2 separate regions of the Homo sapiens genome follow, and region 1 is linked to region 2. A link is a contact called in ENCODE Hi-C or POLR2A ChIA-PET data. All regions are on one chromosome and are shown on one strand. Each heading gives the region's core, a stretch centred on a gene start or an enhancer-like site at or near the end of the contact. The rest is flanking DNA. Distances are from core to core; before and after follow the strand shown. Region 1 has its middle 250 kb from the start of C4orf33. Region 2 has its middle 26 kb from the start of JADE1.

What was found. A loop is a pair of places that touch in the nucleus more often than their neighbours do. ChIA-PET counts read pairs that join two places held with the same protein, here RNA polymerase II (POLR2A). Pooled maps may share reads with other maps.
Region 1: a loop to region 2 is called in a pooled map, with 7 times the contacts of the local background. The contact joins two enhancer-like sites. A Hi-C loop is called at or near these places in 3 of 37 single-sample maps with no recorded cell type and 4 of 50 pooled maps. POLR2A ChIA-PET finds 5 or more read pairs at or near these places in 2 of 52 experiments (GM12878 and activated T-cell).

The regions. Positions count from the first base shown.
Region 1 is chr4:129,341,603-129,345,445 of GRCh38, forward strand. No RefSeq gene overlaps it. Among named protein-coding and RNA genes, the nearest start is that of C4orf33, 250 kb to the left of the region's middle. Within about 2 kb of position 1,394, at least 2 of the 41 ENCODE cell types and tissues checked have a DNase peak (open chromatin) inside an H3K27ac peak, as active enhancers do.
Region 2 is chr4:128,782,098-128,785,868 of GRCh38, forward strand. No RefSeq gene overlaps it. Among named protein-coding and RNA genes, the nearest start is that of JADE1, 26 kb to the right of the region's middle. Within about 2 kb of position 1,299, at least 4 of the 41 ENCODE cell types and tissues checked have a DNase peak (open chromatin) inside an H3K27ac peak, as active enhancers do.

The DNA.
Region 1 (3,843 bases), core at 144-2,643, 560 kb after region 2:
AGAATTAGGCAGAAAGCAAGGTGTGTTATGTAACACCTGGGAGGCTAAAGAAAGAGGCTATTGACTGTGAGCCAAATTCAACTCTCAGCACATTGCTCCTAGGCAATGGACAGGAGTGTATGAGTGGCTGAGAGCAGGGCTGAGCTTCGAAGCAAATTACTTTTTCTACAAATGCTCTTTTATTTCTAAGCTCACTTCAGTGCAGATGTGTCTCCTTCATAAGTGAATCTTAAGGATCAATTTATAATCTTGGATCCACACTGTGGATATTGTGCTAGTCTTTGTCAACAGTAAATTTTAAGACAAGAAAGTTCAGAGAAATAGGGGATTAATATTAAGGCGGCTTTTATTCTTCATTAGTTTCTTACAGAAATATTATTTCATGTAAAAGGAATCTTGGTGTCCTAGTTTATCTTTTTCTCATCGTTTAACAGGTATAATATTAAATAGAATTAAAATCAGGAGTAGTATCACATGCTTATATCACCTTGTTATATTTTAGCAAGCTTTTGAAAAAGTCGAGCATGCACAGAGAAAAACTTAAAAGAGTAATAAAGGTATGTGCTGAACAGTCAATCTCCTTCTCACCCAAACATCACATATTCTTGTTTTATCCTTGTAAGAAATATGAAAAGTTATTCCTTTTAATGTTGCTTTCATTTTGAAGTTGTCACTCCTGCTTCCTAGCTGGTAGGACTGGTGTGGCAAATTGCTTTTCCAGAAGAAGAAAATGGTTTACTGATCTTTTTGGTCATCAAGATCAGGAGTTTAAAAGATGGTGGTCAGGGTGAGGAGTGGAATCCATGCAACCAGGAGAAAACCACGAACTGTGACTTTCTCACCTGGGTCATCTGCATGTTGTACCCAGAAGTCGGGAGAAACGACATTCAGGAAGATATGCACACATTAAAATTGGAATGGGAGAATTCTCCAGAATATGAAATTTCTCTTCTCATTGGAAGAAAAGGAAGAATGGGCCTGAAAACTGTCCTTGTTTGGATGGAAACTTAAACAGCCTGTGTTGCAAATAGTCCTCATTAAAATGCCCCCTGTGTGCTTTAGTTCTCCTGAAAAAACTACCAACACCAAGGTAGGGTCAAACCGGCTCAATAAATTTTAAATGATATTAATTATTCCCATGCAACTCCATAACTCAGTTTCTGGCTTAAAACCGTGAAACTTGCTAAGGTCTTTTTTGCTCCTGCAGCGTGGACCCTAGTGAAAAGGCATTATAAAAGGTTATTGCAGTCAGGTCTGTGAAAGACCTGTCGATTGAGAGGGAAGAAAATGCAAGTAGACATTATAAAAGATTACTTTCTGTGCTGCTAATGATCACTTTTGGTTTCAGTTTTCCTGAATGTTCAGGAAAGAAAGAGCTCACAGGAAAGGAATTTATTGCAAAAGAATAATTGCCCAATACATTACATGGCACGGTAGGGTTATAATGAGCATGAGGAAGGGCAATATCTAACCAACCCTTGGAGTTACAGTAATAGTTTGATTCAACTTCCTTATACAGACTGCTGAGCAACCAGAGAGCCAGAGAGGTTTTTTCTTTTCTTTTTTTTTCTCCCCGAAGAATTGGACTGCAACTGTTTTGAAACTTTCTTGGGGGAAATGCAATTATTGACAAGATTTAATAAAGCCAAGACAACTGAATGTGATGAGATGAACCCCTATTCTTTTGTTCTTTCTATGCAATGTAAGAAAATAGCAAGAAAACGATTACATTATAACTAAATGAATTAAACAAAGCTCCGAAACATAAATTAGAATTTAACTATGCCATTAAAAACTAATTTAATTTGCAAGGCATCATTACTAGGTAATAAAGACCCATTGCAAAATGTACAGCAATATCTTGTGAACATGTAAAAAAAAAGTGATAAATCTCATTGAGCAGATGAGTTTCTGTTGCATTAGCAGATACAAATGCTGAATAGATGTTTCAGTATATAATGAAAGCTAGCAAGTAATGGAACGATTGGTTTCGTTAATTTTTTTTTTTTTGCCGTAAATGGTTTTGTAGTTAAGGAAAGGCCTCAGGGAGAGTTGGAGAAGCACAAATTTGGTGCATGGACTTGGTGCCATAAAATCTGCTCTCAAACCAAGACAAAGAGAAGACATTTAAATATTTCGTTTGACAACATATGAAATATATTGTAGCCTACTTCATTCAAGTGCAAACAATATCTTGTTTCAGCTAATTGAAAATCTGATGGAAAATACAGTCTTTTCCCTAAAGTGTATCTTATTCAATTGTGTTGGAAATAACAAGGTATATATAACAAATTCAAGAGATGTGAATAAAGAATTTCTTCAGTTCTGGGGTTACCAGTTTAAAACTTACTAAAAAAAAAAAGCATTAAGTTTTTTATCCGATCAGAATAAGATGAAATAAAGTTTCAGAAAATTCATTTCATCGGAAATGAGTTTTAAATGTATACTTTCTAATAAAACAGCTAACGATAAGCATTTCCGCTTCTGTCTGTACTATTTTGCCTGAGCCTGCAGGTAGAATCCAGTATCATTTTACTGACAGCCATCATCGAGTACTGCCAGGAGATGGCAGTAAAACTCCGCTTTTCTAATCCAGCCTACGCTAGCGTCTAAAATTATTGTAACTTTTTTTTTAATGGGATCACAGCATTAATATAAGGTGGAGATGAAAACTTATGTATTCCCCCGGTTGTGTTATTTCCTCTGAGGTTGTGCATTGACTTTGTGTTGCGATTGGACTTTGGCTCATCCACGTAATTATGCTCCCAAATAGAGTTTCACAAAAGGTCACGTGCTACATTATTGTAGGAATGATTTTATTAAATTGCTTAGTGAGTTGATGCAGTTAGACGTGTTCATTTATGTTTTACATTCCGTCATGAAATCTTAATGTTAAAAAAGTTAACACTTTGTTTAAATGTCATCTCATCAATGCAGCATTCCGCAAATTACCCCTCTGAGCTAACACCCGTCTTCCATGCCGCATTTACCCATTTACAAACCTAGAGACTAGAGCTTCCTGCTTCACCTTGAGATTTTCTGTTTATTTATCTGCTGTCTCATTCATTTGTAAGCTTCTCAAAGGCAGGTGTTACATTTTGGGTCTGAATCGCTGGTAGTTCTCCACCCAAATGTCACTTTGTAGTACTCAAAAGAATGTGTTGAACTAACTCAAGTCTCATCTGAAGGCTCAGAGGAAGTGTGTTTTTAATATATTGCTCTATTTTATAGAGCAGCGAAGTGGTGTATTTAAGGACAAGTCAGGGAATCTTGGCTTACAAAATGAAGCCAAAAACTCCTAACTTTAATTTTGCTGAGCACACAAACAAGAAACTTTACTGACTGTGGTAATTAATAGAAAATGATATATTGAGTTGCATTGCCCAGCTCTGAAATGGGGCCACTTTCTAACATATAACTTTCTTACAGTTCATTACCAAGAATGAAAAATTTTAAATCTAATGAAATGGCAGGGGAGACAGAATGTCAATACTAAGGTGAAATGAACCTTTAAATGCAGAATTATCAATAAATGTATTATTGATTTTGGGAGAGTAGTCATAGATACAGTCATTTATTTGTGAAGCCACTTACTTTTTGTAAATGATTTATTGCAGATGAAGTGAGGAAAGACTATATTTTATTTCAAAATTATGGATGCAAAGAGATGAAATAATTATCCAAATGATCTTTACGCAGACTACATTTCCTTTATTTATATTACTTTTAATGTCGTAGCATTCTTTAATATATTATGCCCTAAATGACTCCTAAAAGTTCCTAAGTTAAAAGGCTTCGTCTCTAAACTATTATTAATAAGGAAACATTTACTGAGCCCCCGGG
Region 2 (3,771 bases), core at 49-2,548:
CCAGAGAAAAGCATCAGGGATTACAGTTGGGAGACTATGGCAGTAGTCCTGGTGAAAGACAGTAACTAGGTCTAGGCTGCTAGGAATGAAGATGAAGAGAAGTTAACAAATCCAGGATGTATCTGGAGAGAGAGTCTAAAGGCATTGCCAATGGTGTGAGAAGAAGAAAGGAATCCAGAATGACTCTAAGGTATTTGGTATGAGCAACTGGATGGATGATGATGCCATTTATGGGGCTGTGAAAGAATGGGGAAAGTAGGCGAGGATAGACAAAAATCCAGGGTTCTCTTTTAGCCATGTTAAGATGGCTTATTAGACTTCACAAACAGTGGAGCAGTAGATTTGGGAAAAAGATGCCTCCATCTTTTATTGTTAGAACATAAACTGTCAATCTGGTGACTAGGAGGAGGCTGTGATGATAGGTGGCAGCAGAACGCCACGCTTTGGAGTTGTGATAGTGTGTCAGGAATAGGCTGACAAGCCACAGAATTAGGTATGATCTAGAATCTCTGTAGAATTGTGGACCTAACAGATAGAAGGAATAGAAAAAGAATTCAGGATGAGATGAAACAATCAATAGCTTAATCCAAACAAATGGTGTAATCACTGAATGGAGGTTTATAGGAGCTAATCAGGCTTGGAAATTAGATAATGATATGATTTAGGTTCAAAGATGTGGGCTAATGTGAGCATTTCTTATTAGTTATGTATTGCTATGAAACAAATTACTCCAAACTTTAGAGGCTTAAAACAATAATAAATGTTTATAATTTTACAGGGATTCTGTGGATTAGGAATTTAGGAGCTGGCCGGGAGCGGTGGCTCAAGCCTGTAGTCCCAGCACTTTGGGAGGCCGAGGTGGGTGGATCACGAGGTCAGGAGTCAAGACCAGCCTGGCCAACTTGGTGAAACCCCGTCTCTACTAAAAATACAAAAACAAAAATTAGACAGGCGTAGCGGCAGGCGCCTGTAATCCCAGCTACTCAGGAGGCTGAGGCAGAGAATTGCTTGAACCTGGCAGGCAGAGGTTGCAGTGAGCCAAGATTGCACCACTGCACTCCGGCCTGGGTGAAAGAGCGAGACAACGTCTCAAAAAAAAAAAAAAAAAAAAAAAAAGAAGGAATTTAGGAGCTGCTTGATGTTTCTGGTGTTTCCTTGTTGTTGTTGCTTTGGGGGAGGAAGAGGGCAGAATGGAGTGGCTCATTTTTAATTCAGGATCCCTCATGAGGTTGCAGTCAAAATGTTGGTGTGAGCTGCAGTTATCTGAAAGCTTGGCTGGGGCTAGAGGATCTACTTCCCAGATGGGTGATTCATACTCATGGCAAGCTAATGCTGGCCATTGGTAGGAGGACTCAGTTCCTCACTACATGACTGCTCCACAGGAGTGCATGAGTAGCTGGCTTCGTCCAGAGCAAATGATCCAAGAGCATGCAAGGTAGAAGTAGAAATGTTTTTGATGACCTAGCTTCAGAAGTCACTCTACATCATTTCCACACTGTCTTATTGATTTTCCAGGTCAGCCCTGTTCAGAGTGGAAGTATCCACCCAAGGGAGTGACTATGAGGTGTGAGAGAATCTCTGGGGGTTATTTTGGAGGCTGGCTACAACTCCTTTTTAAGTTCTAAAGTTCATGTCATATTAAGAGTAAAAGGAACTCATCTCCTGGTAGTGGTGTTATGAACAGAATTCCCTAGGTATTTGTTTATGTTTGTTTGTTTTGAGACGAGGTCTTCCTCTATGGTCCAAGCTAAGGTGCTGTGCTCACTGCAGGTTTAACCTCCTGGGCTCAAGTGATCCTCCAACCTTAGTCTCCCACATAGCTGGGATCTCAGGCGAGCACTACCACATCCAGCTAATTTTTAATTTTTGTAGAGATGGGGTCTCCCTATGTTGTCCAGGGTGGTCTCAAACTCCTGGACTCAAGTGATCCTCCCACCTTGGCCTCCCAAAGTGCTGGGATTACACGTGTCAGTTACCGCATTTGGCCCCCGTAGAAATATGTGGCTCTAGACTTCGTGCAATACCAGCTTTGGAAGGTATATTCAAAAGAATTTGAGAAAAATCTTTTGTTTTTTAAAGCAATAAGTGTTTTATTTTATTTTATTTTATTTGTTTGTTTTTTGAGACAGATCTCACTCTGTCACCCAGGTTGGAGTGCCCTGGTGCGATCTGAGCTCACTGCAACCTCCGCCTTCCAGGTTCAAGGGATTCTCCTGCCTCAGCCTCCTGAGTAGCTGGGATTACAGGCACGCACCACCATGCCTGGCTAATTTTTGTATTTTTAGTAGAGATGGGGTTTCACCATGTTGGCCAAGCTGGTCTCGAACTCCTGACCTCAGGTGATCCGCCCACCTTGGCCTCTCAAAGTGCTGGGATGACAGGTGTGAGCCACCACACCCGGCTTAAAGCAATATGTATTTTAAACCTAGGTAGGTTGACAATTAAATATAGAAATGATTAAGAAAATCAAACATGCTGGGCACGGTGGCTCACGCCTGTAATCCCAGCACTTCGGCAGGCAGAGGCGGGCGGATCACCAGGTCAGGGGATGGAGAACATCCTGGCTAACACGGTGAAACCCCGTCTCTACTAAAAATACAAACAAAACAAAACAAAAAACAAAAAAACATTAGCCGGGAGTGGTGGCGGGCGCCTGGAGTCCCAGCTACTCTGGAGGCTGAGGCAGGAGAATGGCGTGAACCCGGGAGGCGGAATGGCGTGAACCCGGGAGGCGGAGCTTGCAGTGAGCCGAGATCGCGCCACTGCACTCCCGCCTGCGCGAAAGAGCGAGACTCCTTCTCAAAAAAAAAAAAAAAAAAAAAAAAAAAGAAAAGAAAAAAGAAAAATATATTAGTCGTGTAGTACTTATTTAAAACATATGATCTAAGTAATTGACTTACATTTGTGATTTTAAGTGGAAATATTTCAAAATGTAAATGTAATATTAGACATTTAAAAGAACCTAAAATTAACATATTTTTAAGATTAATCGATTGCATATATATGAATCACATAAATACTTGAAAAGGAATTTTTGTCAGTCATACAACTGAAGTACTTGACAAAATAAATTAATTACTTTAAGTTTACAAATGCAGATAAAATACTTAAAGTAGGTTAAGTAAATTTATTTATTTATTTATTTATTTAAAAAAATTTTTTTGAGACAGAATTTCAGTGTCATTGCACAGGCTGGAGTGCAGTGGCGCGATCTCGGCTCACCACAAACTCCGCCTCCAGAGCTCAAGTGATTCTTCTGCCTCAGCCTCCCGAATAGCTGGGATAACAGGCATGTACCACCACGCCAGGCTAATTTTGTATTTTTTTGGTAGAGGCAAGGTTTCTCCATGTTGGTCAGGCTGGTCTCGAACTATCCACTTCAGGTGATCCGCCTGCCTCAGCCTCCCAAAGTGTTGGGATTACAGGCTTGAGCCACCGCACCCAGCCTATTCTGTATGTTTTTATTTTATTTATTTATTTTTTTGAGACAAAATTTCACTCCTGTTGCCCAGGCTGGATGGAGTGCAATGGCGTGATCTCGGCTCACCACAACCTCCGCCTCCCGGGTTCAAACGATTCTCCTGCCTCAGCCTCTCCAGTAGCTGGGATTACAGGCATGTGCCAGGATGCCCAGCTAATTTCTATTTTTAGTAGAGACGCAGTTTCTCCTTGTTGGTCAGCTGCTCTCGAACTCCCAACCTCGGGTGATCTGCCCACCTCAGCCTCCCAAAGTGCTAGGATTACAGATGTGAGCCACCGCACCCAGCTGTT